Linked DNA regions of Homo sapiens: region 1 is linked to region 2. Evidence: read pairs that join two places in POLR2A ChIA-PET (ENCODE). Cell type or tissue: Caco-2. All regions are shown on one strand. Each heading gives the region's core, and the rest is flanking DNA. Links, peaks and the distances in the headings are about the cores only.

Region 1 (5,000 bases), core at 1-5,000, 170 kb after region 2:
GAATTTCTCATTTCTTAAAATAGCTCCAAGAGTTGCCATTTAGTTTGCTATTTCAAGAAGTGGCATTTGGGATTTCAGCTCTTCTTAACATTTAATCACCAGAGACACAAGGGCAAGAAATGACTGGAAAGTTCATTTGAAGCTATCACATCCGAGGCAAGAGCAGTGAAATTACTGTGCTCTTTGGAGCTTAGCTCTTCCCATGGTTTTCGAGGTTTTGTACATGTTTGGCCAGAACTGAACTCAGTTTGTGGGCGAACATTGTGCAGGTCTGCTGGATCCAGAGGAATCTCATTTTCCTGGCACTAAGAACATTTCCTGCTTCTGATTGCCTTTTGATCTGGAATTTCAATTTGCATGATGTTGGGCCGCCAGACCCTAAGCAGCAAATGCTGTGGGAGGGAGGGAGTTCCAAGAGATTGAAGGGTGGGGGGATCATGGTGGGGCCTTTTGGGGTCCTGCTTTCTGGCCCCCATGGGAGGTGTAGGGAAGTGTGATTGCTAGAGGCGCGCCATGCTGCCCGCTGCCATGCTCAGTAGATGGGGACTGGCGGGGCCTCGGTATCAGTGGCTCACCTGTGTCCATGTTGTCCCTTGAGATGAGGAGCTCTTTCTCCCCACCCACTCTGATCATGCCACATAACCCTCTGTGAGCAGTGTCCCATGGGGTGTCCTGCCTGCCTGCTCTCTTCTTCACAATCCAAGACCCTGCTGCTGTCATGGAGCTGCCCTAATGGGAGGGGGTCAGAAGTGCTTTTCTCTATCGCCCACCCCCAGCTGTGGTTATTCTTCGTCTTCCCTGGCACACACCACAGCAATACTCAGTCCCATCTACGGTATAAGCAGCTGTCTGTTTCCTTTGGGTTCAGCCCCTGAATTTCAGTGTCTGGATGCAGTTTTCTCTATATTGGGTCATTATTTGTCTTCCTTTGTGCATGTCCCTGTCATTATTGCCTGTTTTATTTTGTATGTTTCTGGAGGTCAAGGAAAGTTTTTTTTTCTTTTTTTTTTTTTTAAAACCTATCATGCAAGCAACATATTTAATAATATGAATAGCTCTATTTATTATAATATGTGTTTACAGTTTGCCAGGCTTTGCCTTTTCCATGCATTGACTCAGTTGAGTCCAGCAGCAGCCTCACATGACTGCACAGCTCGGCTTTCCTAACCATGCTGCCATCCTCGTCAGCATTCGTGTGGACACACGACCCTATCAGGGCAGAGTCAGGTTTTGTGAGGGACAAAGCTTACAGAATTTTAGGGGCTTTCTTTAAGAAAAATAATTCAACATTTGAAAACAAAATAAGGCACGGAGGTGAACATTTATTTAGAATTTAAAAAGAAAGAAATTTTAAAAAGCTAACACAAGCCATAAACACCAGAAATCCAGGGAAACAACACATTTTTATCAATGAACCTCTAGATACACCTCCATACTACTTCCCTATAGTTTTAGGGCTTCATATTCTTTTATTGCCTCTTCATATGATCATGATTTTGTATTATCATTCTTCATTGCAAGAACAGATCAGTGTTTCCCTTGGCATGATTAGTCCAAATTTGTATTTTATTATTGAGAGTTTAGAAAAGTTTCTTCTAGTTCCACAACATCTGGGAATGTCACAGGAATTTTTAGGATTGGAAAAGCTTCTGTGAGGTTTCTTTTGTACATGAGCAATGCAGTTTGGGGGCATTCTCAGTTTGTGCAATGACTAATCTTACATACCGCCAAGTAGTCCTGGGGCCACATACCTTAGAACATGTCTGAATTGTGCCATGGCGTCCCATCTTCTGTGTCATGACATTGGGTGGACACAGTGGGCACGTTCCTGGAAATCTTCCTAAGCCAAGGTGCCCAGCAACAATGGAGCTGTATGGGAACCACTGGCAAGCTCTTTTAGCCCCACAGGACGTGTCCCTGGGGCCTGAGTGGGATGCTGAGGGTGGCAAAGATAACAAGACTCAGCCCTGCCCTGAGGCACTGATAGTGGAGCTGAGTGTTTGCAGGTCACAGCAAGCCGAGGACTGTCATGAGAGGCATCCCAGGACTGCTGCTAAGTAAGGATGTGGCAGCAAGGCGCCAAAGGCCACCTTTGTGGGGAGGAGGGAGGTGGCCCCCCAGTTACATGCGAAGTGCTATATGCCTGCCTGGGGCTAGAGCAGCTTGGCTTTAACTTTTTTGCTGCATTGCCACATTTGCGTTCTTTGTAGACCGTCACCCAAGGGGCTGCAGGACTGTGACAGGTGTAGAGGTGGGAGGGGCACATTATCCCTGTAGAGGGAGGGACTGGAGCTGGCTCGTGTCAGAAACAGTGGACGCAACATTGCCTCTTTGCTGGGCGGGCCCCCGGGCTTACCATGAGACTGGAAACCTTGCATCTGCCTAGCTAAGTGGGGGCTCTGTTGTTGGTAGGGAGTTCAAACTTTTGCCCACTTGAAGAATTCTCATTCTTCTTTGCTCTCTCCAAGCATCCCTTCCTTAGTAAAGTGAAGAAACTTAACAGCCCATGGAGGGCAATGGGCTTGACCTTAGCTCTGCATTTAACTTCTGCCAGTACCTCTCACTACGTTGAGCTACATGTTTACAGGCCTGGCTCTTCCACTAGCCCAGGGCTGCTTCAACTCAGTTCCACATGACCACTCTCCAGGGAATTACAGCCCTCCCCTCAAAGCTGTGTATACAATCATAGAAAGCAAAGAATGTATACAATTTTCAGGGGGAGAAGATCCAGGCTCTCAAAGGGGTCTGTAACCTTGAGAAGGCTCAGTACCGGCCTTGTTTCTTCTTCCTCCCTGAAACTGAAAATTCTAATGTAGTTCCTGGGGCATCATGATTGATCAGGGTTTTTCCAGAATCCCCTGGAGAGCATGTTCAAGTATAGGTAGTTGGTCCCTGCTCCTGGAGCTCCTGACTTGGCTCTGGACTGGGGCCTCAGAATTTACGTTTGTAACCAGTTCCCAGGCGACGCTGAATCACCAGTTCCTGGGAACCCACTTTCAGAACCACTGTTGTGGACTATTTGTGAACTGAAGGTACTACCTCTCCCTTTCTGATTTCACGGGAAATCACTTTCAGAACCACCGTTATGGACTATTTGTGGACTGAAAGTACGCCCTCTCCCTTTCTGATTTCACAGGAAGCCTGAGGAATGAATGTTCACAGATAAGGACTTGAGCCTCTACGTGACGGGGAAAGCTGAAGGACTTGTACATAGACCAAGTTAGATTTTTATACACTATAAAAGCAGCAGTCACCCAGTGTGTATGTTCTGAATGTCATAGGCTTGGGAGTCAGCCAGGCCTCACCATGCTTAGGGAAAAATAGTATCCTGAAATATTCACAATTCAAACTCATGAATTCTCAGGGTTTCAAACATGATGGTGCTGATGGCCCCGGAGCAGCTCCACCAACAACCAGAATTTGGGTAATTCTGGTTTTCTTTTGAAGATAGAAAATTAAGAACTTCTCCCTCGGAAGTCTGTCACCAAGGGAAGAATTGAATTTGAGCATGTTGCGATAGCTTTAAAACCACGGCTGTGTGCCAGATCTGTGCCAGGCCTCGTTCTTGCAAATAATAGTGGGGACCGGCAGTCTGGTAATTAGCCTATGTCATTTTGCTGTTAGCGTGATGTTCTTGTCACTAATCATGTCTCAGGCCAATCAGTTCCCTACCCTAGTGGGCTGTCCCCGCCTCCATGCCCCACCAGCACCTGGAAAAGCTTAGCGGGGCTGAAGAACAGTGAACAGCTGTCACCAGTGAATCACAGTTTAAAAAAGAGTTGAAAATAGGCAATTATCCTCTTAACCCACAATTTGGTAGATACAGTGGTGTGACTTCCCACAGATCCACCTCCAAGTCTCCCAAGCCCCTCTCTTCTGCCATTTCTGTCTTCAGTTTCCTCCCCAGGGTGGCTCCATCCCTGCCTCTCTTTTCGTTTTCCTCCCCTGCATCTCCTTCTGCTCCCTTTTCCCTGTCTCCCTCACCAGTCTCTGTTCTCCACCCATTCTCCTCTGATTGTTTCTTTCTTTCCCCCGTCAAAGGACACCTGTAGAAGGGAGGCATTGTGCCCAGTATTTGTATTTGAAGCAAGAGCTTTTTGCCTTGTTCTTAACTTAGGCAGCAGGTGAGCCACTCCCAGTTGATCCCTTTTCCCTGGAGTCAGTCATGTGTCCCGGAAGTGCTTCCAGCAGCTGCTGAAGACCTCTGCCCTATGAGGTCACTAGGAGTTCTTTCATTAAGTGACCTGAGGTAGGGTTTGTACAAGTTGAAAATTTTTATAGTCCTTGATTCATGTTAATCCTCCATAAGATTTCTCTTATTTTTCAGTCAGTACCATGAGTTTTCCTGGTCATGGTACTGCATGACCAGTCTTTAACAGAAATGTTGGCTTATAAACTGTCTTTCACACATTTACTATGGTTGAGTATTGCTAAGCACACATTGTTCAAAGGGCAGCCCAGTATGGGAGAAGAAAGAGTTCTGTTTAACAGAAGACTGTGTCCTGTCCCAATCCAGTCCTGCTGGGTACTTGGTGGGACACTTGTAGCAATTAGCTTAACTTGAGATCCTCAGTTTCCAGCCTCAGTTGTTGAGTGGTAATTGTGACAGTAAAAACACCTTGAAAGTTACACTTTGTCACACAAAAGGAAGACAGTAGCCACAACATTGCATCCTTTCATTAGATACCTCCAAGATACACCTTGGGGGGAAACAGAAATTCATCTAATTAAAGTATTATTTGGTGCCCTAAATACATGAAACTGACCCATGAATATTTTTATTATCAAACATTTTAAGCAACCCAAGTTTAATCAGATAGATGCAAAAAAATCATTAAATATGTTAAGAGTTGTAAACATATCTGTATCTTATATGTCCAGAGACAGGAAACACATCAATAATTGAACATGGAAAATTAATATAAAGAATTACTAAATTGGTGAAAGGGGATTAACTCTATTAGGGGGTAAAGATAACTCTAAAGCAGGCTGTGCCCTTG
Region 2 (10,943 bases), core at 3,368-8,367:
TAATTTTTGCATTTTTAGTAGAGACAGGGTTTTACCATGTTGGCCAGGCTGGTCTCGCACTCCTGACCTCAGGTGATCCGCCTGCCTCGGCCTCCCAAAGTGCTGGGATTACAGTAGGCCACCACACCCGGCCTACTTTGCTTCTTCTAAACCAGCAGTGGAAAGAGTATCTAGCACGTGCTAGCAAGTCAAAAACATTATATATTTATTTGGCGATACACACACCCTGTACATATAAACTCACAGGAATGACATCCCTTCACCTTTGCCATAATCTATCAGAAGGAAGTCTCAAGTCCCACTCATGCCCATGTGGAGAGGACTATACAGGGCACAAACATGAGTGCCACCCGATGGTCTGTTGGCCACAAAGTCTAAGTGCAGAAAGTCTTGAACACCAAAATAAAGAGTTTGGACGTTTTACTACAGTCAGTGAAGCTACTTTTGAGCAATGGAGGATGAAAATGGAGGATGGACTAACATCAGTGTGTAGGAAAGACGGGTATTGGGAGAAGACAGAGGTGGGTGGAGAGAAAGGCACCCCGATGAAAGAGAAAGAGGATCTGGCCAGCACTGGTGGTGTGGGAAGGAGGCATAGATCTGGGGACACCACAGAAGTAGAATCAAATGCACTCACCGATACTTGGCCAAGGCAAGTTGCTGATACAGCAACCGTAGGTCCCGGATTTTCTGGAATGGACACATTTCCAAGCATTCTTATCAGAGTATATGTCTCACATTGGAGCTTAGCTAATGTGCCCTCAGCGTTGCAGTACGCTGAGGGGCATTGTCCCCTGTGTCTCAGCCAGAGGGGTGGAATCTGCTTTCTCCCTTATTTTGGAGCCTGTTTTCCCCCTTATTTTGGAGCCTGTTTTCCACTGCCTGGCCTCTTCTCCAGTCTCATTTTTTAAAATCTTAGACTGATGCCCATGAAGGATTTTTATACCTTGGTGACCTCCAACCATGGCCAAGCCTGCTTTCTACATTCACACAAAAACCTTCATGCATCTACAAACACACACACATGCCCTTTTGCACACACATTATCCTCTGTAACACATCATCTTACTTGCTTGATTTTCCAAGCATGGTTCTGGTTGAAATGGCCTGGGCTTCCCATTTATCACCATGGCCCGGTCCTCAGCTGGGTGCCATTGTTGCCTCTTCCCTGCCCCTTGCCTAAGCCCAGGGGGCTCATCACAGCTCCTCCAGCTCCGTGCTCAGGAGCTGTTGGTGCCTGGCGAGCTCTAAGGCTTGAAAATTATGTGCTGGCCCTGACCCCATGATGAGAATTAGAGCTGACAGTTTTCTGGAAAACAAAAAAAATCTGTTACTTTTCCTGTTATATCTTCTCCCCATAGAATCTTCCCAGGGAATTTCTAAGTTGGTTAAAACCCACCTGACTGAATTCCATATTCTTCACAGCACTGATTTTTCTCCTTCCTTACTCAGACTTCCACCTCACTGCTTTGGTGATAAGGCCAAAGGGACAAGTAGCAATGAAAAAAAAATCGAATAAACTTTAAAAAATGAGTAAATACAGTTCATAGCTCTTCCTTCTTATTAAACAACATGGTACCCTTCATTTCTCTTTGCCCCAATCACCCTTTTAATTCAGCCAGAAGTGCTCCTCTGCCTTTTGGCTGTGAAAGCTTTTACTTCTTCTGGTGCTATTCTTTTCATTCTGCTGTCTGAGTTTTCCAGCACTGTCTTCTGAGAGGGCATTATAGGAAGTGGGGGTGGCAGCAGGTCAGTGTGTCACATGTCACATTCCAAGCCTCCTCTGGCTTGACAGCCAGGAGACCTACAGTTATTACTGAACTTCATATGATCAAACTGAGCAAACTGGCAAAAAATATGTGCAGTTTCTTGGGGGATATTTTAGACATTACGGCTTAGCCAAACTTGTTCCATCTTCCCTGGAAAGTGTTACAGAAGATAAAACAACAGTAAATATGGATTTTTCCAAGCTATTATTTGTTATATCAGTCTGTGACTTTTAGGTTACCTTCCTACTCCTCTTGTTAACATTTCAATTAATTGTGTTAATCAACTCAGTAAAGATTTGGTTTGTAATGATGGATATGTATCACCTACCTCCTAGGGACCAGCTTTAGTTTTCAATCTAATATTTATTTATTTAGGAACTGGCTGTTTTGAGCATTTGTGTATTTTGTCTGTGGCTCATTTCTCTAAGGCTAGATTCTTTTAAAACACTGAAGTACAAATGAGGACAGTTATATAATCAAACGATGGTTTGATAACAGGCACAATGGGCATTAGCCACAAAATGTGCATTTGAAGATCAGACAGCAAGACAGAGAGAAAATAGACTGGAACCAAAAAAGGAACACAGCCTCAGGGACCAGTGGGGCTGTAACAAATGTAACAGTGACATCCATGTCACTGGCATCCCTGACCTTTGACCAGTGGGAGCTGGAGAGCACATACTACTCCTTCTGAAGGGCTTTCTGAGATCCAGTGGTCTACACCACCTGTCTGAACACCTGACCTTTGACCAGTGGGAGCTGGAGAGCACCTACTACTCCTTCTGAAGGACTTTCTGAGATCCAGTGGTCTACACCACCTGTCTGAACACATCCCAGGAGACCAAGCATTCAGTTGTGCTTCTTAGGAAGCTGCAGCCAGCTGGCTGGGCCTCTGTGCCTGCTCTCCCTCCTCCCTGCTTCAGACTCCTCTCCCTTCAAACTGCTTCCTGGAGACCACACTCCCCATTGACCTGTTACTGCATCAGATTTGATTCTGTTTTCTAGCAAGCCCATCTCTTTTTATGCTTCTGAATCCTGTTATTTATCCTCATTATGTCTTCTCATTTTTCCCCTCATGATTGGCATCTCTTTGTACATTTTCTGTCTTTTAAGCCTTTTTCTATTTGTCTTCTATACCACCATTTTGTCTTTTAATCTTTTAGTTAAACCTTTTTCAGCTCCAGAAAGTTTGTGTGTATGTGTGTGTGCGTGTGCCATAGTCAAATTCTGTTATGAGCTCTTATATTTTAGTTGAAGTTTTTGTCTGTCTTCTCTAACAATTTTATTTCCCTAAAACCTATCTATTGTGGGTATTCTTTTTTTGATGTTTTTCTGAGATGGAGTCTCTCTCTGTCACCAAGACTGGAGTGCAGTGGCAGTGGCACAATCTTGGCTCACTGCAGCCTCCGCCTCCTGGGTTCCAGTGATTCTCCTGCCTCAACCTCCCCAGTGCCTGGGATTATAGGCATGCACCACCATGCCTAGCTAATTTTTCTATTTTTAGTAGAGACGAGGTTTCACCATGCTGGCCAGGCTGGTCTTGAACTCCTGACCTCAGGTGATCTGCAAACCTTGGCCTCCCAAAATGCTAGGATTACAGGCGTGAGCCACCATGCCCAGCCTATTATGGGTATTCTGATTATGTTTTCTCTGTTGCTACTGTGTCACCTTAAGTTATTTGTATTCGTTTCCTATGGCTGCTGTAAAAGATTACAACTTTGTGACTTCAAATGACACAAATTCATTGTCTCATGATTCTGGAGATCAGAAGTCCTAAAATCAAGATGTCAGCAGAATTGCATTCCTCCTGGAGGCTCTCGGGGAGAATCCATTTCCATGCTCTCTTCAGCTTCTTTCTAGAGGCTACCTGCCTTCCTCGGCATGCAGTCCCTTCCTCCATCTTCAAAGCACTCACTCCAACCTCTGCTTCTGTTGTCATATTTCCCTCTTTGACTCTGACCTTCCTAGTCTTCTCTTATAGGAACCCTGTGATTACACTTAGGGCCTACCTGGATTATTTAGAACAATCTCTTATCTCAAGATTTAAAGTTATATCTGCAAAGTGCCTTTTGTCATAGAAGGTAATACATTCATGGGTTCCAGGGATTAGGATGTGGACATTGTTGGGGTGGTATTATCAGTCTACCCCAGTACTTAAATGGAGGCCATCCTGTGAATGATGAAAGCAAGACAGTGTCTGCCCTGTTGACCTGCAGTGTGACAGGTGACATAAAATCAGTTCTCTATTGTGATGCTGTGTCATCTTCTGAGCTATGTGGGCTCATGTCCTCAGCCTCATCAGGAAAGCTGCATCAATCTCCTTCCTTCCCTTCTTCTCTAGCTCATTGGAATTCATGGATACCAGTAGGCTCTCCCCAAGATGCCTGTAAGGGATCAGAATTATTCTTCTTCTTGGCGGGGTGGGGGATCTATGATGGTTAATTTTATGTCAACTTGCCTTGGCCATGGTACCCAAACACTTGGTTAAATGCCAGTCTAGATGTGATATGCATGTATTTTTTAGATGGCATTAGCATTTAAATCAGTAGACTCTAAGTAAAGCAGCTTATCCACCATAATCTGGGTGGGCCTCATCTAATCACTGAAAGGCCTTAAGAAAAACATTGAGGGAATTCTGCCTCCAGGCTGTCTTCAGACCAGAGCGGCAACACCAGGTCTTCCCTGGGTCTCCAGCCTGCCCTGCACATTTCAGGCTCGCCAGCCCCTGACAATTGCATGAGCCAATTCCTTAGTGAACCATCCTATTGATTCTGTTTTTCTGGAGAACGCTGACTAATATGGGGTTTATGGATCTCCACAGACCAAACTCTCTCCAAGAAGGCTTCTCTGATCTTACCCCAGGGCTTTGCTGCTGGCCAGCCTCACCCCTCCGATCCGGCAGGGGGAAGGTCCTGGCCAACTCTAACAGAATGGTGGCAGAGCCCAAGGCCCCCTTCTGTATTCCAGATTCTTCTGGAGTTGATTGGAGTTCAGAAGAAACAGAACATCTGGATATTGAAGATGCCTTTTCCCCAAAGTTTCTCTTAAGATTCTTTTTATTTTGAATTGACTTTATTTTTTAGAGCAGTTTTAGGTTTACTTGCGACAAAGACACAGAGATTTCCCCTATGCTCCCTGCCCCCTACACATGCATAGCCTTCCCTGTTTTTAACATTCCCCTACCAGAGTGGTACATTTGCCATAATTGATGAGCCTACATTGACACATCGTCATCGCCCAAAGCCCGTAGTTGACATCAGGATTCACTCTCGGTGCTGTGGATTCTATGGGTGTGGAAAAACGTACAATGGCATGCATCCGCCATTATAGTGTCACACAGAGTAGTTTCACTGCCCTAAAAATCCTCTGTGCTCCCCTTCCTCTCTCAAACCTCTGGAAACTAGAATTGATTCTTGAACAACATGGGTTTGAACAGCATGGGCCCAATGATATGCATTTTTTTTCAATAAAAGTTGCACTAAGTATGCCTGCCTTCCCTTCCACCTCCTCTACCTTGCCACCTCTGCTACTCCTGAGACAGCAAGAGAAGTCCTCCCCTTCCTCCTCCTCCTCAGCCCACTCAGTGTGAAGATGTCAAAGATGAAGACCCTTATGATGACCCACTTTCACTTAATGAATACTAAGTATATAGTCTCTTCCTTGTGATTATCTTAGTAACATTTCTTTTCTCTAGCTTTCTTTATTGTAATATAGTATATAACATACAAAATATGTGTTAATTGACTATGTTATCAGTAAGTCTTCTGGCCAACAGTAAGCTACCCATAGTTAAGTTTGGGGGAGTCAAAAGTTATACATGGATTTTCTACTGCATGGAAGGTTGGCACTCCTAACTTTGTTGTTGTTCAAGGATCAACTATATTGATCTCTTTTTGTATCCATTGTTTGTCAGTTCCAAAATTTCATATAGTTGGAATTAGACAGTGTATAATCTTTTCAGATTTGTTTCTTTCACTCAGTAATATACATTTATGTTTCCTCCATGTCTTTTCATGGTTTGATAGCTCATTTCTTTTCAGCATTTAATAGTATGCCATTGCCTGGATGTACCACAGTTTACTTACCCATTTACTTACTGAAGTACAGCTTCTTTGCTTGCACGTTTTGTCATTATAAATAAAACTGCTATAAATATCCATGTGCAGGTGTCTGTGTGAACATAAGTTTCAACTCCTCTGGGTAAATATCGTATAGTGCAATTGCTGGATTGTATGGTAAAGAGTATGTTTAGTTTTTTAAGAAACTGCCAAACTGCCTTCCAAAATAGGTGTACAATTTTGCATTCCCACCAGCAATGCCACAATGCCTGAGAGATCCTGTTGCTCCACATCTTTGCCAGTATTTGGTGTTGCAGTGTTCCGGATTAAGGCTAACCTAATAGGTGTGCAGTGGTATCTCAGTGTTCTTTCAATTTGCATTTCCCTGATGAAACATGTTGTGGAAATCTTTTTTTTTGAGATGGAGTCTCACTCTGTCGCCAGGCTGGAGTGCAGTGGCACCATCTCGGCTCACTGCAACCTCCACCTCCCAGGTTCAAGTGATTCTTATGTCTCAGCCTCCCAAGTAGCTGGGACTGCAGGCACGTGCCACCATGCCCAGCTATTGTTTTTTTCTTTTTTGTATTTTCACTAGAGATAGGGTTTCACCATGTTGACCAGGCTGGTCTTGAACTCATGACCTCAGGTGATCCGCCTGCCTCGGCCTCCCAAGTGCTGAGATTACAGGTGTCAGCCACCGCAGCTGGTGGGAACATCTTTACGTATGCTTATTTACCATCTGTATATGTTCTGTGGTGAGATGTGTGTTAAGGTCTTTGGCCCATTGTTTATTCATGTTGTTTTCTTACAGTTGAGTTTTAAGAGTTCTTTGTGTATTTTTGATCACAGTCCTTTATCAGAGATGCCTTTTGCAAACATTTTCTCCCAGTCTCTGGCTTATCTTTTCATTCTCTTGACAATGTTTCACACAGAGCAGAAATTTTTAATTTTAGTGAAGTCCAGCTTATCAATTCTTTCTTTCATGAATTGTGTCTTTAGTGTTGTATCTAAAAAGCCATCACAAACATCACAAACCCAAGGTCACCTGGGTTTTCTCCTATGTTACATTCTAAGTTTTATATATTCTAGGATTTTGCTTTACGTTAAGGTCTGTGGTCCATTTTGAGTTCATTGTTGTGAAGGGTCTAAGGTCTGTGTCTAGATTCATTTTTTGGCATATGGATGTCCAGTCATTCCAGCACCATTTGTTTAAAAAGACTCTTTCCTCCATTGTATTGTCTTTGATCCTTTTTCGAAGATCAGCTGACCAATTTTATGTGGGTCTATTTCTGGACTCTCTATTCTGTTCTGGGAATTTATTTGTCTATTATTTTGTCAATACCACACTGTCTTGGTTACTGGAGCTTTATGGTAAGTCTTGTCAGGTGATGTCAGTCCTCCAACTTTGTTCCTCTCCTTCAATATTTTGTTGGCTATTCTGGGACTTTTGCCTCTCCATATAAACTTTAGAACCAGGTTCAAGCGATTCTCCTGCCTCAGCCTCCTGAGTAGCTGGGATTAGAAGCAACGCACCATCACGCCCAGCTAATTTTTGTATTTTTAGTAGCGACGGGGTTTCACCATGTTGGTCAGGCTGGTCTCGAACTCCTGACCTCGTGATCCGCCCACCTTGGCCTCCCAAAGTGCTGGGATTACAGGCATGAGCCACCGCGCCCGGCCTAATTTTTGTATTTTTAGTAAAGACGGGGTTTCACCATATTGACAAGACTGGTCTCGAACTCCTGACCTCAGGTGATCCACCTGCCTCGGGCTCCCAAAGTGCTGGCATGAGCCGCCACGCCTGGCCCATATTTTGTTATATGTATACTTGAGTATTTAATTTATTGGTGCTAATATAAATGGTTTTATGTTTTTAATTTTAAGTTTCTCTGGATTCTTTTTGAGTCCAGTTTTATAATCCAGAGTTTTGTTCTCTTTACAGAATTTTATCATGCCCTGCTTTGATAACTTTGCATCTTATATCTTCACCCAGTGAAATGACAAACACATAAAATAAGTATGAGCCATGGATACATCCCAGAAACTGTTTCTTTGGTTTAGGATACAATGAATTTTTTATCTTAGTCTCTCATTTTTCTAAGATCCCATTTTTAAAAATAGGAAATTAAATTTACTTTTGTTCCAATTCTGCTTTAGGAAACTTGGTGTCCCTTTCATCATGGGTCTCAATTTTAACCAGAGGGGTCTCTCCCTCCATTTACTTCTTGAAATCGATGTTCTTCTTCAGGGTTACTCATAGTGTGACCTGCCAGATCTCCTGCCCCTGCACCTGCCCAGCCACCTCCTAATGGACTAATATGCGCCCCACTACAAGCTCAGCAATTTGAACTTCCCATGCTTAGCTTTGGGGCCAGTTCTGGCTTTAGCTGCAGGGATATTTAAAAGTTTAGTTCAATAGATGAAGTGAGTCCTCACCAAATCTGTTGTGTTGCTGTTTTTTCTTGAACCACAGTTCTAGTTCTAGTTCTAGTGACTGAATTCCTCACTGCCACTAAGTACACAGTTCCAAAGTCTTCTAGACTTACTTCTGGAGCCTGACAAGTGACTGTTCCTTTAGCCAGTACTGGGGCTTCCAGACATCATTGCTTCTGTTTTTTTTTGTTTGTTTGTTTTCAGTTTTTTTTTAAATTTCAATGGTTTTGGGAGTACAGGTGGTTTTTGGTTACATAGATGAGTTCTTTAGTGGTGAATTCTGAGATTTTAATGCACCCATCACCTGAGCAGTCTTTTATCCCTCACCTCGCTGCCAACCTCTTTCCTTGCATCCCCAAAGTCCATCACATCACTCTATATGTTTTTGCATCCTCATAGCTTAGCTCCCACTTTTGAGTGAGAACATACGATATTTGGTTTTCCATTCCTGAGTCACTTCACTTAGAATAATGGCCTCCAGCACCATCCAGGTTGCTGCATAAAGACATTTCATTCCTTTTTATGGCTGAGTAGTATTCCGTGGTGTATATATAGCACATTTTCTTTTTCTTACTTGTTGGTGGACACTTAGGTTGGTTCCATATCTTTGCAATTGGAAATTGTGCTGCTATAAACATGTGTGTGCATATGTCTTTTTCACATAATGACTTATATTCCTTTGGGTAGATTCCTGGTAGTGGGATTGCTGGATCAAATGGTAGTTCTCCTTTTAGTTCTTTAATGGTAGATCTACTTTTAGTTTTTCTTTTTTGTTTTGTTTTTTGTTTTGAGACAGTCTCGCTCTGTCGCCAGGCTGGAGTGCAATGGCGCGATCTCGGCTCACTGCAACCTCCGCCTCCCAGGTTCAAGTGATTCTCCTGCCTCAGCCTCCCGAGTAGCTGGGACTACAGGCGTGCACCACCATGCCCAGTTAATTTTTGTATTTTTAGTAGAGACAGGGTTTCACCATGTTGGCCAGGATGGTCTCGATCTGTTGACCTCGTGATCTGCCTGCCTTGGCCTCCCAAAGTGCTGAGATTACAGGCGTGAGCCACTGTGCCCGGCCTACTTTTAGTTTTTAGTGCTTGTCTGTTTGGATCATCACACATTACTTGCTCCCTGCTGCCAGGCCTCAGTCTGCGCTACACCCATATACTACTTATTTTCTAGACTTCCAAAGTGCTGGGCACCACCCAGTCCTCTGCCAGGCACGGTCCTCTCTGCAGGTGATCCGCTGCCTGTGTGGGGGTCTCCTCCCTCCAAGCAACCATTTTCACCCACAGGCATGTCTCAACTCCAGGTGCAGACCCCTCCCTGACTGTCCTGTTCCATCAACTCCGGTTCTGTTAAAAGGATGTGAACTTTACAGACTTCCCAGCAAGGCAGCTCCTTGGAGGCAGAGACCTCATTTGGAATACGCTCAACTATATTAAAATGTGATTTTGCTCAACCATATGAAACACTCAGTTGTTAGGACAAAAAAAAAAAAAAACCCTGCTTTTCACATTCCCATTTTACCTCTACAATGTATCATTTCATCAAACACCAATTCACAAATGGAACTTACATAGCTCGTTAACTACAGTGTTTTATTCTCTTATGAAAATATGTCAGAAAGATTTGAGAGTCTGGGACTGTGGTGAAGCCCCCATCAGCCCGGGCATATGGTGGGGGAGGTCAGGAACATTTTCTTCCAGCTCTCTTCAGACAGCAGCCAGACAGTTTTCAGCGCCTTTTTTTTTTTACCGTTTTGGTGACTCATTTCCTCACTTGAGACACAGAAATATGAATGCAGTGTCAACCAACCATAAAGGAGTGTTACGAGAGTTCTGGTCATGGAGTAATCATAATTGTATTTGGTATATGATTTGACCGTATTTATTCATAATATAATACTCTAGGGTTTGAACATCTTATTTTTGGTTCTGCTGTGAACTATATAGAACGTGATGGAAAATCACTCCCTGCACATTACCCTGGGCTGCAGTGTCCATAAAAGGCGATATGCTGGCTCAAGAAATTGAAATTGAATGATTTCATAACCAACCTGTGAGCCTCGCTTCCTCCTTCACATATGAAAGCACGTTGGCACAGAGGGGAGAAAATTTTTTTTTCATATGTTTCCACCTCACAGCTCCTTTTCTAGGTCTCCTAGTTGGAAAGACATTGATTTCTACGTGGGAAGACTTTTGCACCTGCAAGAATCCTTCACGGTCATATAGTGTCACCTCTCTCCCAAGGCAGAAATCCCATCTGCAATATTGATCAATGACCTGTCAAGGATGAATTAATTGAGTGCCTACTATGTGCTAGCTAGGCATTGTGCTGAGCCTCACACAATGGCAGACCCTGAGATAAGAATTCAAGTGCCAGGAATTTGAGAAAGGGTCCCGGAAAACACTGGAAATAGTGGACATGAGACAGAGAAGACAAGAAAGCCAATAAAGGATGCACATTATCAAGCAAATTACCACCATGGGCAGATAGAGCTCGATCCCACTAGAGAATTCTGAAAACCAAGACTCAGAATTCATCCAACCAAGGGGCCAGGGATCTGGGGTATTAATCCACCAATTCTCCATCTGTCATGGGTTCAGGCTGCTTTCAGGGGAATGAAATTTCCAGCATGTCTGGCTTCTCCATGCATGGGCACAGTGTGTTTTCAAGGTCAGAAAAAAAAAGG

Evidence for each region. ChIA-PET counts read pairs that join two places held together with the same protein. Peaks named below come from ENCODE experiments on the same cell type or tissue, not always from the same donor. Only the 100,000 strongest peaks of a DNase experiment are listed, where the experiment ranks them.
Region 1: POLR2A ChIA-PET joins it to region 2 with 5 read pairs; 2 of 35 experiments call an interaction of 5 or more read pairs at or near these places.

What each region holds. Positions count from the first base shown.
Region 1 is chr13:98,958,652-98,963,651 of GRCh38, reverse strand. All of the region lies in intron 1 of DOCK9 (dedicator of cytokinesis 9), which reads left to right. Among named protein-coding and RNA genes, the nearest start is that of DOCK9, 17 kb to the left of the region's middle. In Caco-2, for the core only: no CTCF peak of the experiment used is centred there; a DNase peak (open chromatin) is centred at 2,061.
Region 2 is chr13:99,124,223-99,135,165 of GRCh38, reverse strand. No RefSeq gene overlaps it. Among named protein-coding and RNA genes, the nearest start is that of DOCK9-DT, 43 kb to the right of the region's middle. RefSeq lists an enhancer at 9,998-10,097. In Caco-2, for the core only: no CTCF peak of the experiment used is centred there; no DNase peak of the experiment used is centred there.